Regions from separate parts of the Homo sapiens genome. Here all the other regions are linked to region 2. Evidence: chromatin loops called from intact Hi-C (ENCODE). Cell type or tissue: PC-9. All regions are shown on one strand.

Region 1 (8,000 bases), 460 kb after region 2:
AGAAGGGTGCTGAGCAAGCTGCCCCCCAGTATCCACCTCTGCAACCTCCTCAGTCTACAGAGCCAGCCGGGGGTGGGGCCAGCACTCAGATCTGCCTGGCTGGGACCCTGAGCCCTCCTCTGGATCACAACGTCTCTGTGATCTGGGGGTACAATGGTGTGAGATGAATGATTCAGGATAACCTTTCTGATGCGGGGAGAACAAAGTGTCCCTGCTACGTCCTCCAGAAAGCAGAGTCAACACAGCCGAGGGAGTACAGTCCAGAGATGTGAGGTGCATGGGAGGGAGGCAGGATGGAGGGAGAGCCACAGTGAGGATGTGCTTTTTTTTTTTTTTGAAACAGGATCTCGCTTTGTCACCCAGGCCAGAGTGCAGTGGTGCGATCACTGCTTGCTGCAGCCTCAACCTCCTGGGCTTACGTAAGTCTCCTGCCTCAGCCTCCTGAGTAGCTAATTTTTAAAAATTTGTTTGTAGAGATGGAATCTCACTGTATTGCCCAGGCTGTCTCAAACACCCGGCCTCACACCATCCTCCTGCCTTGGCTTCCTGAAGCACTGGGATGGCAGGCATGAACCACTTATCTGTTCTTGGTGTAATTGCTCCCCCTTTCATGGAGGGCTAACTTAGAGTCAAATCTTCACTCTGTGATTCCATCATCCACAAAGCCCAACTTTGACTAGTTGGGAGTAATCCCACTGAAGAGGTGCCAGTGGGAATGTGTGGACTTCTCCTGAGGCCTGGGGGTCCCCAGGGCTGGTGGAGGCAGGAACTCCACACTAAGGCACTGAAGAACCTGAGATGTCCCACGGCTGAGAACAAGAAGAGTCTGTAGGCTCGGGCAGGGCAGAACCAAGGGGACTGGGGCCAGGAGGAAGGCTGGAAAGAGGAGCCCAATCCCAGTCCTCTAGGTGGTGATCTGCGGCACAGCAGGATCAAAAGAGGAACAGAGGCCAAGGGCACAGGACATCTGGGATCCAGGCCCAACTTGTTCATGGCTCACTGTTTGCTGTTGAGCAGGCCCCTTCCCCTCTCTGGACTTGTTTCCCCACTTGTAAAACAAGAACTAGCTGGCCTCTAAGATCCCCCTCCAGCCCTGGAATTCTGTGGGTTGATGAGAAATCTCCCATAGTTAGCAACTGCTCCTGCACAAACCCACAGTCACATGAAGATGCAAGCAGATTGTTCTGTATTCACTTGGGAATTAATACCCTGAGTCAGTCTCTTTTCCACCAAGTGCTTGCCGTTGCCTTTTCAGATCTCCACACCAGAGCCACGAGTTCCAGGTAGCTCTACATTTGACACAATTTCTCACCATGCCAAAGAAATCTCTTCTCCCAGGCCACAGCCAAATGGAACCATCTGCACCATGAAGCTGAAGATAAAGCCGCAGAAAGATTGCTGTATTGTGAGTGGAGAAGAGGTCAGAAACAACCCTTCAGCCCAGGGAGCCAGGGAAAAGGCTGGGGTGCCAGGCCTTGACCACGATGTGGGTCAAAGGGAGGGATGGCCTGCCTCCCCTGAAACTGTCCCTCCTCACAACAACCCCCAGAGTTATGTGCTTCTCCCCCATTCTGGAGGTGAGGAAAGTGAGACTCAGAGAGGTGAAGTCCCCTGCCCAAAGTTACACAGCCAGTGACGAAATCAGGCTTCAAAATGAAGTCTGTCTGGCTTTCAGCTCTGGTACATGACCTCCCCCTGACACTGATCTGTTTGTAAGCATGCCCCCTTTAGTGGAGTCTCCCTTCAGGGGCAAGAGCTGGGTGGACTCAGCTCTTATTGCAGGGCTCATAGACACACAACAGATGCTCAGCAAATGCTGGTGGAGCAAAACTGAACAGAATTTCCACTAGCGCCCAGACACTTGAAATTGATGGACAGGTGATCTCCCATTCGGGCCATGTGTGTGTCATCTGCAATGGCTCCCGTGGAGTTGAGCAGACAGGAAAAGTGTCTCAGTCCCAGCAGGAGGCACAAGGTCACACTCTTGGAAGGAATTAATAATATCCAAGGAATTCCTCTGGAACAGTGGGGGGGAATAAAGGTTCTTCAAAGAAGGCCTAATAGCAAATTTTCTGGATTTTCCAGCTAATTTGAAGGTACCTACATGGAACATTTTCTTGTCAGAAAAGATTTTAAAATACATTCATTCAGCGTGACATGATAATTGGGCCTGGCTGCCTGATGAATGCCTTTTATCTATTCCTGAGCTATTGTTCGCTGGTATTGAGCTGATGGGCTGGAACCAGCACTTTGTTAAATGCACAAACAGAGCCACTTGCAATGATTCCGGTCACCAGAGGCAGTGGGGTGTCAGAGGTGCAGGGAGCTGGTAATGATAGTGTCAGAGGAGGAAGGAACTTTAGCGATTAGAGAAGGCAACTTCTTCACTGTATACCTAGGGAGACCGAGACCCAGGGATGAGCAGGGAGCCGCTATGGGGGTGGCAGAAATGGGACTTGGACCTGGGTGTCCTGCCCAGACCCTGAGCATCCTCCCCTGCCTTCTGAGGATCCTGTGAAGAGAGGCGAGCAATAAACAGCGTGTGTCCATGCAAAGCTGCTCACACCCCCTGGATCCTCTGCTGGAGTGTGCTCCACTCGCACTTCATGGCAGGGCTTGGCTGCCAAGCGGAATGCATTTCTGACAGCTGACTTTTCTCAGCTCTGCAATGTTATTATAGAGTCAACTGTTTTCATAGGCCCTTTTCTCTCTCTCTCCTTTCATGTTTTCCTTTATTTTAATGTCTTTGTCTTATCAAAGGCAAATTTCCAGGCCTGGCCATCTGATAATCATTTGCAAAGTCTCCATGTTTCTTTATCATCACCCTTTCTGAGAAGGAAGGACTTGTTTGGACCTAACAATTCTTCAACTTCACATAATTTTTTGGTTTTATCTGAATCTGAAATTTCTCCACTTTAAAAAAAAAAAACAGAATCTCTTTTAGAGTAGCTCTGAGCCTTCCATGTGTTAATTAGGTGTTTGCGAAACTATGGTTTGGGTTTTCTGCTTTGTCAGAGCAGGGCTACTATTTTTCTCTTAAAAGACTCAGTACATTATTAGAAATGCCTTTCACTAACATTTAACAAATAAAACAGTTCTATAGGGACAATGAAGTTGACATTTCCATTGTTTTCTTTAGAAAACACCACAGTGTTAATCATCCCTCAAGGGATTGCATTTTTTGAACAAGTGAAGTAGCAAAGGCCCAGGCCAGGGAGTACACGTATGTGCACACGTGTTGGTGTTTAGCCACGGATGCATGTCTATGTTTTTATGCTTAAGTCTGCATGTCAGAATGTGTATTCATGACACTCTGCATGTGGCTGTTTGTCTGCCAATGATAATCGGCTACATGCATGTATGGATTAATGGTCTGTGTGCGTGTGTGTGTGTGTGTGTGTGTGTGTATGTGTATGTGTGTGTAGATGAACCTATGTAAACCTGTGTGTATCTGAACATATCTACCATGTATGTGGATATGTGCTTCGTGCACCTCTGTGTGTGTGTTTTATGGCACCGTGACTGTATTCATGAGTACATGTTTGCGTGCGTACTTGCTCGTGTTTATGTACCTCCATAGTCATGTATCACATAATGAAGTTTCCATCAATGACAGACCACATATGCGACAGTGGCCCAAATTATAATATGGTATTTTCACTGTACCTTTTTTATGTTTAGCTATGCTTAGATACACAAATACTTACCATTGTGTTACAATTGCCTACAGTGTTCAGCACAGTACCTGCTGTACAGGTCTGTAGCCTGGGAGCAATAGGCTATTCCGTACAGCCTCAGTGTGTAGTAGGCTCTGCCATCTAGGTTTGTGTAAGTTCAGTCTACGATGTTCACACAAAGAGGAAATTGCCTAATGACGCCTTTCTCAGAACGCGTCCGTATTAAGTGACGTATGACTGTATATAGATATACACATCTATCCGCATATGTGTGACTGCTATGTGTGTGATGATTTGTGAGTCTGTGTGCATCCATATGTCTGAACATAGGCACACGTGTGTAGATATGTCTTTGTCCATGTTTCTCTACTTCAGTGTTTGCATGCCACGCGGATGCTGAGTTCTGTGTTCAGAGCCTCCTATAAACACGTACACAGTACCCTCCAGTGGACATCAGTGGAAAGCACCTTCAAAAAAAAAACAAAGCCAAAAAAAGGCAGGATCTGAATCGCTTCCAAATTCAATACTGGTTTGTCATCAGACGCAGGGTGAAGTTTTCAGGACGGTCCTTGAGAAAACCGGGGAGGGTCATGCTTCTGGAGTGGACACACACTTAACAGTTTTCCCTATGGAGGTCCAGCCTACCGGCAGCTGCTTCATGATGCGGGGGTGAGAGGACAGAGGCAGGATCACTGGGTGGGTCTGTGAGCCAGGAGGGAGGAGGTGGACGACACGCATTAGACCATGGTCAGGAGCAACTGTACTCAGAGCTTCCATGTTTGCTGGGGCCCTGCATTCTCTATTGCCCCAGTCGGGCCCAGTTCCAAGAACATGGAATTCACATTCAGAGCTATGCCCTTCATGCACCACACCAAGTCCCACTGGTCTGGGAAATAGGATCCCTTCACCCGAAACGCTGTGTTGATTTCCTGTGGCTGTTGTAACATAGTGCCACAAACTCGGTGGCTTCGTGGAGGTCAGAAGTGTCAATGGGTCACCAGGGCTGGCACCCTCTGGAGGCTCCAGGGGAAGCTCCATCTCCCTGCCTCTCCAGCAAGGTGATCTGCATTCCTTGGCTGGTGGACCCACGTCACTCCAACCTCTGCTTCTGTTTGCACATCCCCTTCTCTGCCTCTGTCTCTCCTAACTCCCTCTTTCCCTTATAAGGATCCTTGTAATTCCATTTGGTCCACCTGGATAAGCCAGATAATCTCCCCATCTCAAGTCCTTAATCCCATCTGCAAAGTGTCATTTGCCACGCAAGGCAACATTCCCACGTCCTGGGGATAAGGATGTGGATGTCTGGGGCGCATTATTTGGCCCACCACAGGTGCCCATCCCAGAGTTCTGTGTCTCCCTGTACAGTTCTGTATGCGTTGGGACTAGCAGGACTTGAGACACTGGTGCCACTTATGGCAGGTTTACTCGGTGCCTGTCATTGCACCTGACTATGCACTCTGCCATTTGGTCCTCGCAGCTTTCCTATGAGGTAACTGGGGCTTGGTAAGGTGACCTAAGGTGCCAAGGCACACAGCTGGGAAGTCATGGAGACAGATTTTGAATTTAGGATTGTCAAACTTCAAAACCATGATGACGTGGTTTGGATATTTGTCCCCGCCCAGATCTCCTGTTGAAATGTAATCCCCATTGTTCGAGGTGGGGCCTGGTAGGAGGTGTCTGGGTCGTGAGAATGGATCCCTCCTGGCTTGGTGCTGTCCTTGAGATGATGAGTTCTCTTAAGATCTGTTTTTTTGTTTTTGTTTTTGAGACAGACTCTCGCTCTGTCGCCCAGGCTGGAGTGCAGTGGCTTGATCTCGGCTCACTACAACCTGCACCTCCCAGGTTCAAGTGATTCTCCTGTCTCAACCTCCCAAGTAGCTGGGATTACAGGCACGGGCCACCACTCCCGGCTAATTTTTGTATTTTTAGTAGAGACCGGTTTTCACCATGTTGGCCAGGCTGGTCTCAAACTCCTGACCTCAAGTGATCCACCCACCTCGGCATCCAAAGTGCTGGGATTACAGGGATAAGCCACTGTGCCTGACCGAGATCTGGTTTTTTAGAAGTGTGTGGCACTTCCCCCAGCCTTGCTCCCGTTGTCACCATCTGAGACACCTGCTTCTGCTTCTCCTTCCGCCATGATTGTAAGCTTCCTAAGATCCTCACCAGAAGCCGAGCAGAGCTGGGGCCATGCCCATTCAGCCTGCAGAACTGTGAGCCAATTAAACCTCTCTTCTTTATAAATTACCCAGTATCAAGTATTGTTTTTATAGCAATGAGAGAACAGCCTAATATACATGCCCTTCTCCATTAAAAGACATGGTAACAGGGCCAAATCCCCATTTTACCGATTAGAAAACTGAGATCTGGAGGCAGGGCATTTGATGATAATTTGACATAAATAAATGCCTTGAGAAAAATGTATACATATGTCCTTTTAAGGATTGCTGCCATAGATAAACCAAGCAGTCATGTGAGATCCGGGGCATAAGACTTTTTAAAGTTAGATGTATTAAGGTTTTACATATACTAAAATTCACCAGCTTGAGGTATACAGATCTGTGAAACACACACAGCCTTTAACCACCACCATAATCAAGACATAGCATATTTCCATCACCCCAAGTGCTGCTTCCTGCCTCTTTGTAATCAGACCCCTCTTTCCACCCCAACTCCTACAATCCTGGTCTATTTTATGTCCCTTTAGTTTTATCTTTTCCAGGACATCATAAATGGAAGCATAGATGGCCTTTTAATTCTTTTTTAAATTAAGGTATTCTTTACATATACTAAAATGAGGTATTATTTGCATGTTGTATTTACATATAATTTACATATAATACAATGTATGCTTTTTGGTATACAGTTCTGTGAGTTTTGACACATACAGTCATGTGACCACTACATCAATCAAGATACAGAGCCATGCTATCACCTCAAAAAATTCCCTTATGCATGTGCCTCCATCGACATCCTTCTCCCCATCCTGGCAATCAATCATCTATTTTCTGATCCTATAATTTTGCCTTTTCCAGAATGTCATATAAATAGCGGACTACAGTATGAAGCCTTTTGAGTCTTCCTTTTTATTGCTGAGCAGTATTCCATTGCATAAATGCACCACAGTTTGCTTATTTATTCACCAGTTGAAAGACATTTAGTTTATTTCCCAATGTGGCAATTATGAATTATTCTTTGTGTTCACGGCTGAATTTGCTTTGATAATATTTTGTTGAGGATTTTTGCATCTATATTCATAAAGAATTTTAGACTGTAGTTTTCTCCTTTTTTTGGAGAGTCTTTGTCTGCTTTTGGTATCAGGGAAATGTCAGCCTTATAAAATGAGAAGTGTTTCCTCCTCTTCTATTTTCTGTAAGAGTTTGTGTAGAACTGGCATTATTTCTTCCTCAAATGACTTGGTATTAGAATTCACCAGTAAAGCCATCTGAGTCTGGAGTTCCCTTTGTTGGAAGCTTTTCAATCTTAAATTCAATTTGTTTAATAGATATAGGGTTATTGTTGTTATCTATTTCTTCCTGAGTGAAGCTTGGGTAGTTTGCATCTTCCAAAGGATTTGTCCATTTCATCTAAGCTATTAAATTTGATTATTATAAAGTTAAGGAGAAGTCAGTACTGAAATAACCAAACACATGAGTGAATGGCTCACCTAAGAAGACCATAGAGAAAAAAGAACAGAGATTCTGGGTTTAAAAATTACTTGAAATTCATGAAAAACTTTATGCTTTTTTGAAATGAAACAGTTTATTTAAAAGTACAATTATGCACAAGGATGTAAAGCAAAGTCTTAATATAAAAAATTGGAAACCACATAAATGTCAAGGAAAGCAAATATGGTATATTCACTTGATGGAATATATGTTATTCAAATTGTGTCAAAATATGCACAGCAAAATCTAGAGAGAAATACACCCAAATAGTAGTAGTTTTTGAGGTTTTGAGTCTATGGAGTTGCTTATTTCTTCTTTTCTATATCCTTCAATAATACTTTAGTAATATCTTGATTGATTATAAGCTTTCTTTGACTCATTTTTCTACAAATTCATTTTTTAGGTCATCAAAATTTATACTTCTAACCCCATTTTTCAGTGGACACAACTGAAAATAACGTTAGTCACTCAATAGCACATTCTCCTGCTGGTGGTCACCCTTGGAAAGGAAGCAGCTCATCATTCAGTCTCTCCTAGGTACCTGGCTTGATGATATTGCTGCAGGGCAAAGAGCTCACTCGCCATCAAGGGTGGTTTGTTTGCAGTGTAGCCACATCTCCTCTCTCCTGGGGCCTGACTCCTGCCACCACTGCCA
Region 2 (8,000 bases):
GGAGTGCAGTGGTACAATCATGGCTCACTGCAGCCTCAAGCTCCTAGACTTAAGCAATTCTCCCAGCTGGGACCACACACGTGCGCCACCATGCCTGGCTAATTTTTCACTTTTTTGTAGAGACAGGGTCACTCTGTGTTGCCCAGGCTGGTCTGAAGCTCCTTGGCTCAAGCAATCCTCCTGCCTCAGCCTCCCAAAGTGTTGGGATTATGGGCATAAGCCTTGGCACTCAGATAAGTTTTCAGTTTTAATACTATCTTCACATCAAGTGCCAGTGTCAATGTTCCACTGGCTTTGTAAAAAGAATATGTGATTCCCCGCCCCCCCACCCCCATCATACTGTAGAACAATTTAAATCTTATCAAAATGATGTGTTCCTTGAAGTTTAATTGCATTCACCTGTGACATCTGAGCCTGGAGTTTGGCAGGATGATAGCTTTGTGATAATGTTCCCAATTTCTTCCATTGTTATTGTTCTGTTAGGTTCTCTCTTCTTGAGTCAATTTTGATAACTGGATTTCCTTAAAAAAAAAAAAATTCTGGTTTAATTTATATAGCCTTTTTTTTTTTTTTTTTTTTTTTTTTTTTTGTAGAGACAGGGTCTCACTATGTTGTCAACGGTGGTCTCAAACTCCTGGGCTCAAGTGTTCCTCCCACCCTGGCCTCCCAAAGTGTTGGGATGACAGGCATGAGCCACTGCTCCCAGCCTATTTTTATTTTTAAAGACAGGATCTTGGCCAGGTGTGGTGGCTCACGCCTGTAATCCCATCACTTTGGGAGGCCAAGGCAGGCGAATCATGAATGAGGTCAGGAAATCGAGACCATCCTGGCTAACACGGTGAAACCCCATCTCTACGAAAAATCCAAAATTTAGCCAGGCATCGTGGCACGCACCTGTAGTCCCAGCTACCTGGGAGGCTGAGGCAGGAGAATTGCTTGAACCCGGGAGGCAGAGGTTGCAGTAAACCAAGATCACAGCACTGCACTCCAGCCTGGGCGACACAGCAAGACTCTATCCAGAAAAAAAAAAAAAAATGACAGGGTCTTGTTCTGTCACCCAGACTGGAGTACGGTGGTACGATCATGGCTCACTGCAGCCTGGACCCCTGGGGCCTCAGTCTCCTGAGTAGCTAGGACCACAGGCGCATGCCACCATGCTTGGCTAACTTTTAAAAAACATTTTTTTAGCAGAGAGGGGGCCTTGCTATGTTGCCCAGGCTGGTCTTGAACTCCTGCCTTGGCCTCCCAAAGTGCTGGGATTTACAAGCCACTGCACCCATCCAACACTTGCTGTTTTAAAAAATTACTTCTAACCTGTGTACTTATGTTCCCTTTTTTCTTGAGCAGGGTTATCAGTTTATCTAATTTATAACCTTACCACTCCTAGCAAAGCAGCAGCTTGTGAATTACCAATCTTACTATTTCTCAGTTTTGTTTTGTTTTTTTGAGACAGAGTTTTGCTCTGTCACCTGGGCTGAATGCAGTGGCTACCTCGCAGTTCACTGCACTTACTGCAGCCTTGACCTCCTGGGCTCAAGCAATCCTTCCACCTCAGCCATCTGAGTACCTGGGACCACAGGCCCGCACCACCAAGCCCAGCTAATTTTTGTATGTTTTGTAGAGACAGGGTTTCTCTACGTTGCCCAGGCTGGTCTCAAACTCCTTGGGCTCACATCATCTGCCAGCCTTGGCCTCCCAAAGGGGACTACAGGCATCAGCCACCATGCTCACCTAGTTTAAAAAAAAAATTTTTTTTTTGAGACAGAGTCTCACTCTGTTGCCCAGGCTGGAGTGCAGTGGCGCAATCTTGGCTCACCGCAACCTCCACCTCCTGGGTTCAAGCGATTCTCCTGCCTCAGCCTCCCAAGTAGCTGGGATTACAGGCATGCCACAATACCCGGCTAATTTCTGTATTTTTAGTGGAGACGGGGTTTCACTATGTTAGCCAGGCTGGTCTCAAACTCCTGAGCTCAAGTGATCCAGCCTGCCTTGGCCTCCCAAAGTGCTGGGATTACAGGTGTGAGCCACTGTGCCTGGCTTATTTTCTTGTAATTCTTAAGTGAGACAACTATTTTTATCCTTTATTTCATAACTTGACTGTTTAAGGCTGTGTACTTTTCTTTGAGCAAAACTCTTATTACTATTTAAGAGAGTTGGCATTTTGTCTTAACTATGCTTGCTAGTAAGTGTCCCAAAATCTTCAGTGAGTCTAGTGTTGTTATTCACAGTAAAAATAAGATTAAAGGGAAAAAAAAGGTTCCAGAATATCATCTGTTCCCTCTCTCCTCTCCCTTTCTTAATGTACAGAGTTTTGGGGCTTAATATGATTAACTTCAAGATATGTTCTAGACACTGAAGTCTGTTAGGGTATTGAGTTTGATAATTATTAGTTCTACTACATCCTTACTTTTTACTGATTCAGCTGATAGGTATGAGTTAAAAACTCTTATTAGTACACTTACAAGCTAAGATTAATCAATATTTGAAGTCCTAAAACTTAGTCTAGAAATGCTTGATACCTATGTAATGCTTTGCACTTCTTCAGTTTCAGAATTAAACAATGTTAAATCAACAAGAATATTTAGATTAATGTACATGATTACATGATATTGTGACAATTTATGAATGTCAAAACCATTTTATTTTTACATACGGAGCACACAAAATATTTTAAATTCTAAAGTCACCACCTACAAGCTGTTTACACATGCTCCTTGACAGTACAAGCCAAGTTATTTGTGTACTTGAACAACAATAAAAATTTTGTCCATGTTCACTTTTACTGGAATGTTACTTGTATTACTTTCTGAAATTTTGCAAATAAAGGTTAGTTTATTTATGACTCTGTGTGAGAATGGGGACTGTTATTAAACAAGCAGAAAACTACAGCTAACAGAAGTTAACCATTTATTGACCACCATATCCAACTATTTTAAGAACATTACTGTACATTGAGATTCTCAGATTTAAAAAATAGGCCTAGATGGGGGAAAAAATGTTATGAAACCCTCCTGGACTTTACAGATTTAAAGCTTTTTCTCTAGTTTAATCCTACACACCAGGATGGTGTGAATATGTTCTTAATTTAGCAATAGAAGGATAATGTGCACAGCATTATTTGGTAGTACAGTTTAGACTTTTGCATGTTTACCTATACTGTGAACATGGTTAAATTTCTTTGCTAAACTGATCTTTATATTTTTATTCATTAATGTGGATAATTCTTTGCAATTTATTGCAAAATTTATTTACCATAACTTTACGCTTGTTTGCTACGTAAAACTATCTCATCATAAGGGAGCAGTTAATGAACTTGATTTTCAAGCAACTACAAGTGTCAAGCTTCTGTGACTAAGAAAACAGTGTAAAGTCTAAAACCTTATTATAATTTACAGCCTACATGGATCAGCATGATACAGATATGATCCTAGCACAAAGGTCTCTGCAAAAACTGGGGAGAGGGTGACTCCAATTCTCAAAGGATGTGAATTTCCACTAGTCAGCAGGTCTGAGTCAGCATTCAGAACAAGATCAGCCTGGGTCTAGTCCTAGTTACGACACTAGCTTGCCAATATAAAGACAAAGCAATATCTGATTTTAAAATCCACTGATCTGAGTTTGCTTTCATTTACCAAACGAGAGATCAGATGAGTCAACTCCTAGCTTGTTTTCCCCTGAGATGCGCTAAGGGTGATTCCAGTTCCAAAGCGGTAACCTGTGCTCTAAACCACTATGGGACCTCAAGAGTCCTAGCACCTTTTGATCCTATGGAATCCTTTCAAAGCACGGGCAGAGGCGGCTCAAAATGGCAAGGTCACTATACATTTCAAGGGCTTCTGTTTCAGAGATTACAAGTAGAGAAAAACAGAAGGTGGGAATTAAGATCAGCTAGGTAGAGCTGTGAGATGCAAAACAAAGGTTTTGCAGGAAGTTGAGGTGCTGACATACTCCATCTAGCTAAACTGAACACCAAATAATGGATGGAGACTAACACCACCAACACCATCGTCCCCGAAAATCCTTGTACAAGTGAGCTTCCTACAACGCGATGCAATATGCTGTCGCAGAACAAGCACTGCCAGGCTATGTAGCTGAACTTACCGTTCTCCAGGCGTCCATTTCCCCAACCTGTGAAAGGCGGGGAGGGGGTTGGACAAGATCACTAAGTCCTCTTCCGTTTCTGACACTTCACAGTCAGGGGTCCCGAGGTGAGGCCGAAATCCCAGTCTCCCGGGACGCAGAGGCCCTTGCGCGGTGCCATCCCCGCTGTCCCCCGGGCGCAGGCAGCTCCCGGCTCCTCCCCGCCCCTGCGGTTCCTGTGCACCAGGGAGGTGCCTCCCCAGCCCAGGGCGCGCCCGAATGAAGGGACAGCGCCTTCGCGGGAAAGGTCGCCCAGCAGCCGGACAAACACCCGCGGCAGGCGGGGGAGCCCGGAGCCGAGGAGGCTCAGAACTGATTCCGCCCGCGCCGCCTGGGTGGGGCCCGCAGGGACCGGGCCAGGGCAGCCGGAGCGCGCAGAAGACAGGGATGGGCCCCCAGGGCGGCAGCCTGCCCCAGCGGGCCCTTCAGCGCGTTTCCCCTCCCTCCAACCTCATGCGAAGAAAGCCCGGTGCTTCCCCACGCTCGTCCCACACTCACCCATCAGCGCCGGCGTCCCGCAGGACGGCTAGCGAGCCGGGGCCCGCGCAGGCGCAGACTGTGACCGACCCCGAGGTTGGGGCGCAGCGCGACGCGCTGGGCGCTGTTGGGGTCACGTGAGGGAGACACCGCCCCGCCCCGCCTCCCCTCCCTCGGCCCGCGGCCCGCCAGATGTCGCCAGCCTACTTCTCCTGGCCGCAGGCCGCCGCGGCGGGGCAGGTAGAGGGCCACGCCAGCACACCTGTCAGGATGCGGGCTCCGCTAGCCACCATGCTTCACCCTTGATGCCGTACGGTGGCCTCAGCGTGCCAGAAACAGCCAACGCGTTCTCTAGCGCGCTGCCTGCAGGGGGCGTCTGGGCATTGTCGGTTTTAGGGGCCTTGTCGGTTCTGCGGGGCGAGCGCCTTCGCGGAAAACTCCAAAGTACCCTCTGTGGAGCCTTGTTGAGTATCTTCAAACCTTCAGAGGGACCTTTTATCAGCGACCCATGCCGCAGTTTACAGAAGAACGCTTTGTGCGTGCTTTGGGACGTATGGATCACTTTTAAACTTTTTCCTTTGAAGCTCAGACAGCTTGCGGGGGGCTTGGGAGGAGCGCTGCCCGGGGAGTTAGAAGGCTTGGGTCAAAGTCATAGCCCTCATACTTCTTGAGAGTGACCTTGGGTGAGTCGCTGGACCCTGAGCCCCAAATCTCCGTCTGAAAAGTAACCCATGCCTTGTATGCGTCCTCGGGCTGTTGCAGGAGTCTTTGGAAATGATGGTTCTGACTCTGAGTTGGAAACTGGAACGCACACAACAGATGGGAGGCGTTGAAGGAAACAGAAAGGTCGGCCTGAGGGGAGAGGCGTTTCAGGAGGCTTGCGGATGTGTGAAGTGTGCGCACTGTGCTTGGGGCGAGCCCAAGCAGTAACCCCACCCGAGTGAAGCGTTCTTGGGGGGATCGGCTCCGGGTGGGCGACGTTCCCCGCGTGCCCCCTTCCCCCGAGAGCACTTTGTAGACACTGACTCCAAAAGCGGGTCTGGTCTCTGCCCAGCCCCACTTTGGCTGGCGTGCTTAGGTGCCTCTCGGGAAGCTGGAGACCACCCTCCCCCATTCCAGCAAACGCTCCATTGAGGAACCTACTGCGTGCCAGGTCCTGGGGAGCTTAGCGTCTGATGAAGGATACAACAACAAAAGACTGGAAATTCAGAAGCATGAGGGGACCTCCCCCCTCGAGGGAGAACCAGAGATGGCTTCACAGAGCAGACGTTTGAACTGGGCCTTGGAGGATGGATGAGTGGAATTTGGCCCAGTGGAGAAAGTCATAGCAGCAGGAGATAAGATTGTAAGGGTCAGGTGGTGGGGCTGGATAATGCGAATCTTGACTGTCAGACACAGACACCTGCCATCTAATTAGTACGCGAGGGATAAATTTTGGACTCCGCAGGATAAGGACAAGGCTACACAATGGCTTAGAACAGTTAATCGGGCAACAGTTGGAAAGGGCCTTTGCCTCAAAATTATGTTTGCCCTGTCTTGTGTGAATGCCTATTCAGATGCATTATTTGAAAAATAAATAAACCAGGCAGGCATCCAGCGTGTTCATAAGCATAAATAATTAATTTCAGATTAGAATGGAGAGGTTATTCTCCTGCGGTAAAACCTGAACAAGAAGGAAAAGACTGAAATTAAACACACAATTGGGGCACACCAGACTCAGAAAATCCCAGGCTAACGGGAAAACTGAGGTCTGGAGCTGAGCCCAGTCTGCTTCTTTTATGCTGCTGCAGGCCACAGCACAGTCCTCTGCCCCTCCAGCTCTTAGTTCCTTGTCAGAAACCCCCAGGCCCTTCATTGGCTCTTCTTGGGCATATGAATGTTGGGGATGAAAACCCTCTATTTTTGGATACCAGATCCATCTTAAAGTTAGCCCTTCATTTCTGTCCTCATCCACCCATTCCTGCATTCCATACCTCCAACCACTAGGTCAGCTGCCAGATATCCTCCAACCCAGCTGTGATCATGTCATCCCGCAGCTTAAAAATCTCCAATGGTTCCCCCTTGGTTCCCTCTTGGTTCCCCCAGTAAATCCAAACTCCTTAACTCGGTGCACGGGGCTGTCCTGTCCTGGCCCTTTTGCCAGTCTGTCCACCTCAACCCCAACTATATTCTGTGCTTTAGCCATATGCAGTCTCAGTGTTTTGCAAATCCTGTGTTCCTTAAGCCTGTTTCCCCCTTTCACCACTGATACATGTTAGCCCTTCACCAAATAGCCCTTCAAGGTCCTTTTGCCTCCTCTCCCTCCTAGAAGGCTTCCCTGATCATCTCAGGCAAAATTGACTGTCCTTGCCCCTGCCTTCCCATGCCCCAAAGTTTGGGGCGCTTCTGACATCCTGTCCTATGTTGTAGTCACTCATGACAGTGTGATCTTTCCCACCGCCAGCTCATGAGGGCAGAGCTGTCTGGCTTTTTCCTGGCTCTCCAACTCAGTGCTTGGCAAAAAGGGCGCCTAGGAGATGTTTGCCGAAATGAAATGCGGGTGGAGAGCAGAGCTGTTGGAAGGCAGGGCCTGGGTTCCTGGGGGAAAGGGCCATAAGAAGGTTGCTGGTGGATCTTTGCTTAATCACCCTCCACTCCTCCCCTCAAAAAATGCTTTCTAGAAGGTTGTCTGGTGCCCTCAGACTTCATTGGCTCTTAGGTGCACGAAAACAGCCTTACGCAAGCTGTCAGTGGAGTATCAGCTACTGTGAGTGACTATCTCTGCCACTCCCCTTCACACCCCCAGTACCAAATGGCCAAGGGCCAGCCAGCCCCTTGGTGTTCCCTTCCCTGAACTTGCTGCATTCTTTTCACGTCCCCCAACGCTTGGGTATTTTTTGTCCTCTGTGCCTAAAAGGTCTTGCTTGCTTCATAACAATGTCCTGTTCCTCCTGCATGGCTCAGTTCAGAGGCTTCTGGTCACTGCTGCCCCATCTGAACTCACTACGTCCTGCTGCAGAGCCCCTCAGTGCTGTCAGCCCCACCCTCCCTTGCCCCCACCTCAGGTCCTTGCAGTCTGTCCCCATGGCTGGTCTGTGAACTCCAGGACCTTCTCCCTTTCTGCTTCATTCATGTCCAAACCTGCTCTGATCCAGCAACTCACGTGCATCTGTATTAATAACATATAACAGAGACCCAGGGTTTACCCTGCCAGCCTGGGAGATTGTTTGTTCTCTTCAGTTTATTCATTCATTCATTTTAATGGTGGTGGGGCCCCACTGAATCAGTGATTCTTAGCCCTGTTTCACATTAGAATCATCTGGGAAGCTTTGAAAACAAAACAACAGCCACCCCCCGCCCCACTCCCCGGCCCCATTCCCCTGCCCCAGAGGTTCTGATTTAAT
Region 3 (8,000 bases), 160 kb before region 2:
CACGCCACTGCACTCCAGCCTGGGTGACAGAAAGAGACTCCGTCTCAAAAAAATAAAAAAAAATCTGTCACAATTATTATCCCCATCTTTCAGATGAGGAAGTTGAGGAGATCAGGATTGAACTTGCTCAAGGTTACACAGCCTAGCCAGAATTTAAACCCAGGAAAGCCCAAGGCCTGAGCCCAAGCTCTATTAACCTCTTTTTTTTGTGCTTTTTAATGTATTTTTTCTTTCCTGACTCCCAGGGCCCAGAGATGTTTCTACTGCAGAACCCAGTGCCACAAGCTTGCAGAATAAGGCCAGCACTTCTAGCCCTGAGAACAGCCTGCCTTGTGGGCCAGATGGAAGACAGCCAAGCAGGAGGGGAGGGGTGAAGAAATATGCCAAGACCCTGAGGAAAAGAAGGTCTTTCCTACAGACCGACTACACCTCTCAGGTCTCATTTCCCCTGGTGCCATCAGCCTCCCTGGAGAGTGTAGACGACGTGTGCTACTATGACAGGGAGCCCTACCTGGCCCTTGGTGCACCCTCCCCAACTGTGTCCTCTCTGCAGGACATGCAGGGTGAGCCTGGCCTTCTGGAGACCAAGGCCTTGGGGCTGCTGGCTCCTCTGAGGGAGACCAAGAGCACAAACCCAGCCTCCAGGGTCATGGAGATGGAGCCCGAGACCATGGAAACCAAATCAGTCATCGACTCTCGAGTGTCTTCTATTTCTGCCATTCGCTTCCGGATTGACCCCAACAATAAAGAGAATTCTGGTGTTGTCCCTGCTGCCAGCTCCTCAGCAAGCACTCCTCACTGTTCTAACCCAGGTTCATCTGGCCCAGATACTGCTCAGGCAAGGCCTTCCCAAATCTTACCTCTATCTCAAGACCTGGATGGGATTGCCCCCAAAGAACCAACCATAGAGCATGGAGACAGCTCCTTCTCCCTCTCCAGTGGTGACCCTAACCCAGACAGAGCCTGCCTGGCCAGCAACCCAGGACTAAATAATGTCTCTCAAGGAGACACACTAGAGCTCCAGTTGGAGCCCCATGTCCAGTTGGAAATGGGATTGGAATCTTTTTGTACAAATCATATACAAGAAACTGCCCCCAAATACACAGAGCCTTTGTTGTCTCCTAGAGATGAGCCTAGAAGTGATGAATGTGGAATAAATCCAGGAGAGAAGATAGCTTCTATCCCTACAAAGGAAGAGCCACAAGGACAACTATCTCTGGAAAGAGACAGAGAAGTTACAAACAAAAATGGCACCAACGTATTTCAGGAGGAGTCTAGGAAGGATTCAGGTGACTCCCCGGGTGATGTGTCAAATAATGTTTCACAGACTCTTGATATTAGCTCTCCAGCTGGTAAAATAGTAACCTCCCTTTCTTTAGATGCTCCTGTAACAGGGACCGAGCAGATCCCACCACATCCCCCTAGAGACCCTCAAGGACAGAGCAGAGAACCCCCAGGGCAAGGCTGCCAGGCTCAAGAACAAAAACTATTCGTAGAGTTGGATTTAGACCCTGATTTCTTTCTTGGGAAGCAGACAGTTTCACCAGCCGTCCCTCCAGAGGGGATCAAGGCAGAGGCACCTAACCATGTGACAGGGCAAGATATAGCCCCTAGGGACAGCCCTGAGTGGGTCTGTTTTAATCCTGAGCCTTCCCTGCCAGAACCACTACCATGTCCACAAGAGGATCCTCACTTAGAAACTTCAAACCATTGCTTACTCTCAGAAGGCAAAAGTGACAGCTCTAGCATCTGCCTTTCTGCTGAGAAGTCTTTTCTGTGCTTTGCCCCAGAAAGCCATCCTGAAGTCTCTGCCAGTCTCAGGGTGGCCACATCTTTGGGTTTTGCAGGCATGAATGAGATGGTGGCTCCCAGGATAGGGATGGACCAGTGCAGCTGTCAGTTCTCCTATGCCACATGCTTCCGTGGCCCGCAGCCTGAGACAGAGGAAGAAGACAGGGACTTGGAAGCACACCCCATGGCCCCCCTCACCTCACCGCCCTCTGCGGGAAGCCCGGTGGTTCTGCCCTGGAGGCCTGCCCGAGCCCACAGCTGCACCACCGCACCCCTGTCGAGGAAAAGCCACATCTGGCCAGAGTACTGCTCCAGGGCACTGAGACAGCTGAAAGCCACCCCTGCCAGCACCCCTGAGGGCTTCATCCAACTCATGGAGAGCTTGCTGGAGCTACAAGACATTTTAGAAACTTCCTGGGGGGTTGGAAACAAACATCCCCCAGAGAAGTGCACCTGGCACTTTACCGAAAGCCGGAGCCGCCTCTGCATGGGCTCCCAGAAGCTCCTGTCGAGCTGTCGGCATGTGATCAGAATGGACCAGTCCCCCGAAGAGATGCAGGGGGCCGTGCGTGACACCTTCCAGCACCTGGTCCAGCTGGCCGGCCTGTGCTTTCAGTTCACAGACTGTAGCCGCTGCTCCGCCCGGCACAGGGAGGCAGCGGGGAACCTGAGGGATGTGGTGTACACCTACCATCAGTTTATAGAGGCTGCTAAATCGACCTGCGAGAGAGGCTACCACGACCTGAGTGTGAAACTCCTGGCCCGTCAGTGCACGGCCCTCACGGCCGCCGTGTTCTGTTTGACCCAGAAGTTCCGGGCATCCACGGCCCTGTAAACAGGTCAACGGCCCAAGGGCCTCCTGCCCTGTCCTGCCTTGGACACTTCCCTGAGAAGCCCCTTCCACTCTCCCACCCACCCTCTTCAAATGTTTACTATATAGAGTATTCAAATAAACTGCTGCTTAATCTTGGCCTGAGTCATAGAGTTTGGGTTAAAAGCATTCACTTATATTCGTTCAACAGACATTCACTGGATACTTCCTTTGTGCCAGGCCTTGGGATTTACAGATGAGTAAGACAAGTCTCTCCCCCTGGTCAGGATGCTTACAGACTCTCTAGGCACAGATTAGTTAGATCACTATCAGCAAAGTGTTTATCATAAAAGGAGCGTACCCAAGGAGTGTAGAAGCAAAAGGAATACTCAAGAAGGCAGGGGTGAGGGAGAAAGGTGGGGGTCACTGAAAAACAGTCTTGACTTCTCATATCACACTTATTTGGCAATAACCTTTGCAAATAGGAGTGAATACCGGTAATATTTGATAGACTTCGACCTTCACAAGTTATGGTTTGCAGCGCCTGCACCAGGAGGCCTGGGATTCTTGGCTGCCCCACTGCAGCAAGCATAGGTTGCCACTAGGTGGCAGGAAGTTCTTTCATTGCAAGGCCACACATGTGCTTTATCTGAAATTGATTGCATCCCTGAATCTTGCACCTTATTCCTGTTTTAAATATATAAAAAGCCGAACATTAAAGCCTTGAATTAGATTTGCCTTTTTAAGAAAATTAAAGCAAAAGAAATATATTGGATACCTTTCTTACCCCAGTTGAGCCAGTTAATCCCAGTTCATCCTGGTGGACCTTAGACAAGCCACCTAACCTCTCAGTGCTTTGGTTTTCTTTTCTGCAAATTGGCATACTAATAGTGCCCATTTTATGGGATAGAAATCCAGCAAGTACTCAATCTAGTAGATGATAAATGCTAGCAATAACCCTCAGCTCTTATGGACGTCTCTTCTAGTCTGAAACCATCCACTGTATTTTGTTTTTAGACCCCAGGGAAACTGATTTTAAGCCTCCCTTGGGGTGCCTCTTTGCCTGGCTTCTCTGTCCAGGCCAAAGGTGGTTTAGTCACTCACCTTAGGCTATTAGAGTTCGTTAAAGGAGTCCCTTGTCCCTCTGGTGCTCCTGACCAGTGTGAGCTCAGTGCTGCCGCTGTGGCTCTTCTCTAGGGCTCCTTCCCTCCACCCAGCAAAAGCAGGAACAGAAAGGAGAGTATGAAGTCACACACCTCAGCTCTCTCCAAACAGAAGGAAAACAATACCTGAGAGAAGACGTGAAAAGGCATCCTTCCCATCTCCTGTTACCGATAACTTGTTGTTAATAACTAGAAACCAGTTACCAGTACTTGTGCCAGGAAAAGACGTATTTTCTTAGAGGCCTGTTTCTTTTCATAGGATACTTTGAATAAAACTTAAATGAGGCTCTTGAACACAGATTGGAAGCAATTTCATGGCAATGAAAAATAGGAACTACAGGGCACCAAAATAATAAAAATTGCCTAATGTTAAACAAGACCTGAAACTTTTGTCAGCAGAAAGCTGTGAAGAGGTAAAAACACAACCTATGTGTTCACAAGTTTAGGGGAGGAGCTCGGGACTTCACTCAACAAGAATTTTTTTTTTTTTTTTTTAGATGGAGTTTCACTCTTGTTGCCCAGGCTGGAGTGCAATGGTACGATCTTGGCTCACTGCGACCTCTACCTCCCAGGTTCAAGCGATTCTCCTGCCTCAGCCTCCTGAGTAGCTGGGATCACAGGCGTCTGCTGCCATGCCCAGCTAATTTTTGTATTTTTTTAGTAGAGATGGGGTTCCACCATGTTGCCCAGGCTGGTCTCGAACCCCTGACCCCAGGTGATCTGCCCACCTTGGCCTCTCAAAGTGCTAGGATTACAGGGGTGAGCCACTGCACCTGGCCTCAATCAGGATTTGAATCCTGGCTTTGGCCTGTGTTATCAGGCATTTCTCTGGGCCTCAGTTTCCCCATCTGGCAAAAGGAAATAATACTCCTTTTCATTTAATGAGGGCCTAATATGTGGCAGATGTCTTATTTAGATACCTTGAATGCATTTTTCTAATACAGCCAACACCCTAGAGATTGTTGAATAATATATATTCAGCATTATTGTGAAGAATAAATAATCATGGAAGGCACAAAGAAGACTGAAGCTTCCAGCTCAGAACTCAATACATGTTTATTTCCTTTTTCTTTGGTTCTCCTCCCCTCAAATTCATTAACTGTCTTGAGTTGCTACTGTATGGAGCTGCTATTTTTCTCTACAGTTCCCATGAGGAGAACTAAGTCCCAGAAGTGCTGGGAAACCCTTCACTGTTTGTTGAAAAGCTAAAGAAGCAGGGGAAATTGCACTGTTTAGCACTTTCTTTGAGTCATGCAGCCTCCAACATGAGATAGGCAGAATGGGGACTTGCTACCCTGAAATGCAAGGGTCAATTGTTTAGTGACTAAGAAACGATGGGACATTTACACCTTTCCTTCCTTTTCCCACCCACCATCACATTGGCTGATTCATTTCTTTCAACAAACATTCATGGGTTGCCCATGCCAGGTGATGCCTGATGCAGCATCATCTGCTTGATGCAGAATGTAAATAATTGGGGAAGAATCTTATTATATTTTGAAAAGCTCCTGAGAGAGATTAGGTGACACGTGAAGATAGAGGCTTACAACATAAGGCGCGGTTCACTCGGCCTCCAAAGAGAACAGATAAGGTGCTGTGAGGAGTCTAAGGAGAGAGAAGTCATTTTGGAGTGAGGGGCAGAGTAGTAATCAGGGAAAGCTTCCTGCAGAAATCAGCATTAATTAAAACTAGCCTGTCAAGAAGTATTTATTGAGTATCTACTGTGTGTCAGGTCCTGGATCTGATAGATAGAATTTGGATATGTCAAGAATGTAGAAAAAAATCATTCATTTATTGTCAACAAATATATACTATGCAGTGGCATTGGGAATACAACCACGAACACGGCAGACATAGTCTCCTCAAGGAACTTATAATTGTAGGAAAGACACAGAAAAAAAAATCCATTACTGACTGAGAGGTGATACAAAGAAACCAAGAAAAGATGCCAAGACAGGGATAGAATGAACCAATCTTGCCAAAGTGATCGTCAGGAAAGGCCTTTCTGAAGAGGGAATGCTGAAGCTGGGGCCTAAAGTATAAGAAGCCAGGAATGGAAAAGTGAGAGAAAAGGGAATAGTATTTGCAAAGGCTCACAGTGTGTTTGAAGCATTTCAGGATCAGCGCAACTGGAACATAGCAAGCTGGAGGAAGAGTGATAGGAGATGAAGCTGGGAGGGGCATGCAGGAGCTGGGTTGTATAATACAAGACCTCGGGCAGGGGGTTAGATTTTACATCAGGAGAGACACATAATCATATGGCAAACAGATGGAGTGGGGATTGGGGAAAGCAATGAGACCAGCTAGAAGGTCTTTTCCTCCCACTGGAAAGTGGCTATGAGCTTATTCAGAGGCAAAGGACACAAGAGCGGTGGCAGGGAGCGGAGGAAAGTGTTCAGTATGGCTCAGTGTGAGGCGCAGGGACTGGTAGGTGTGGTGTGAGCTAAAACCTGAAGGCGTCATTGAAGATCATTTAAGCCATGGTGCAAGCCCCACTGGGGCATTTCAGCAGACAGTCGGAAGCCAGGGCCATCTCTGAGCAGAGCAGAGATGTTAAAGCTGGGCTTTAGAAAAAGCCTTATGGGAGGGCCAGGCGCGGTGGCTCACGCCTGTAATCCCAACACTTTGGGAGGCCGAGGCGGGCGGATCACGAGGTCAGGAGATCGAAACCATCCTGGCTAACACGGTGAAACCCCGTCTAAAAAAAAAATACAAAAATTACCCGGGCGTGGTGGCTGCCTGTAGTCCCAGCTACTCGGGAGGCTGAGGCAGGAGAATGGCGTGAACCCGGGCAGCAGAGCTTGCAGTGAGCCGAGATCGTGCCACTGCACTCCAGCCTGGGCGACAGAGCAAGACTCCGTCTCAAAAAAAAAAAAAGAAGAAAAAGCCTTATGGGGTGGAGAGTTGGGGGGGTGGGAATGAATTTTTAGTGTTAGTATTTTAAAATCGCAGCCGGGCACGGTGGCTCACACCTGTAATCCCAGCAATTTCAGAGGCCGAGGCAAGCGAATCGCTTGAGCCCAGGAGTTCAAGACCAGCCTGGGCAACATGGTGAAGCCCTGTCTTTTTTTTTTTTTTTTTTAAGAAAAAGAAAAAATTTGTAAAAAAAAAAAACAAAATCGTCCTGGAAGCTGATAATGGATGGATTGGAGCATGGATTGGGGATGGCTGGTAGGTGCTAGAGGAGCTGTGGAAAGAAAAGTCCACAGGGGGGAATTGTTGGGCCAAGGAGGAATCCAACCAAGCTGTAGTTTCTTGAACGGGAGATATTTCGGGCTCATTCAGGTTGGAGTCTCTCTGAATGGGTGAGACCTCTTAGGACTGCAGGAGTGAAGGAAGAGTGGCTGATAAAGAGGCCAAGGCTTGGGCAAGCCGCTTCGTGTCTCTGATGGAGGAAGAAGAGTGCCCAGGGGCTAGAATCATCCTGGTCAAAGCCCTGATATTCTGTTGTAGGCTGGGGCAGTGGCGAGGGAGGTTGTGTACTCAGGAAAGGGTTGTGTCAGCTCGAGGGCTCTGCTGGCTGTGGCAAAGCCTGGGGAAGGGCAAGGCTGTGGGATGATGGGCCGTCCAAATTTGGTTTCACCTGTTAACGAAGGGGAAAAAAGGTGCTAGACTCAGTTAATCTCCAGAATTGGAAGGGCCTGGGAGGGGAAAGATCTAGTTAGGTTAATAGAGGTTTTTTTACAGATGCAAATCCCTCCCGCACCCTCAACACAAAACAGCTTTGCAGGGGCCATTTCAAATTATGGCAATGAAACATATTTTGGGGTAAAAAATTTTTGTTTTTCTGTCATGTTGAGAGGTGACAGAGTGATGGCAGCCCTCGCTCGCTCTTGGCACCTCCTCGGCCTTGGCGCCCGCTCTGGCCACGCTTGAGGAGCCCCTCAGCCTGCCGCTGCACTGTGGGACCCCCTTCCTGGGATGGCCGAGGCCGGAGCCGGCTCCCTCAGCCTGCCGGGAGGTGGGGAGGGAGAGGCACAGGGGGAACCGGGGCTGCTCGCAGGGCGCTTGCGGGCCAGCTAGAGTTCCGGGTGGGCGTGGGCTTGGCGGGCCCTGCACTCGGAGCGGCGGCCGGCCCCGCCGGCCCCAGGCAGTGAGGGGCTTAGCACCCAGGCCAGCAGCTGCGGAGGGTGCGCTGGGTCCCCCAGCAGGGCCGGCCCACCGGCGCTGCTGTTGATTTCTCGCTGGGCCTTAGCTGCCTACCTGCGGGGCAGGGCTTGGGACCTGCAGCCCGC

What was found. Peaks named below come from ENCODE experiments on the same cell type or tissue, not always from the same donor. Only the 100,000 strongest peaks of a DNase experiment are listed, where the experiment ranks them.
Region 1: a loop joins it to region 2, with 9 times the contacts of the local background. A loop is called at or near these places in 86 of 110 quality-filtered maps.
Region 3: a loop joins it to region 2, with 5 times the contacts of the local background. A loop is called at or near these places in 26 of 110 quality-filtered maps.

The regions. Positions count from the first base shown.
Region 1 is chr9:38,359,095-38,367,094 of GRCh38, forward strand. All of the region lies in intron 1 of LOC107987065 (a long non-coding RNA gene), which reads left to right. The region is part of intron 3 of LOC105376040 (a long non-coding RNA gene); the gene reads right to left. Among named protein-coding and RNA genes, the nearest start is that of ALDH1B1, 30 kb to the right of the region's middle. In PC-9, a CTCF peak has its summit at 4,122 (motif pointing left); a DNase peak (open chromatin) is centred at 4,167.
Region 2 is chr9:37,899,430-37,907,429 of GRCh38, forward strand. It overlaps SLC25A51 (solute carrier family 25 member 51), which reads right to left and starts at 4,698. Exons shown (of 3, transcript NM_033412.4): 1 at 4,639-4,698; 2 at 400-521. It also overlaps the pseudogene PAICSP1. RefSeq lists a silencer at 4,139-4,898. In PC-9, CTCF peaks have their summits at 4,991 (motif pointing right) and 5,194; a DNase peak (open chromatin) is centred at 4,872; H3K4me3 peaks cover 2,597 bases; H3K27ac peaks cover 1,945 bases.
Region 3 is chr9:37,744,144-37,752,143 of GRCh38, forward strand. FRMPD1 (FERM and PDZ domain containing 1) reads left to right here. Exons shown (of 16, transcript NM_014907.3): 16 at 246-2,761. The coding sequence ends at 2,626. Among named protein-coding and RNA genes, the nearest start is that of TRMT10B, 5.7 kb to the right of the region's middle. RefSeq lists an enhancer at 1,747-2,248. In PC-9, CTCF peaks have their summits at 3,198 (motif pointing right) and 3,406; a DNase peak (open chromatin) is centred at 3,178.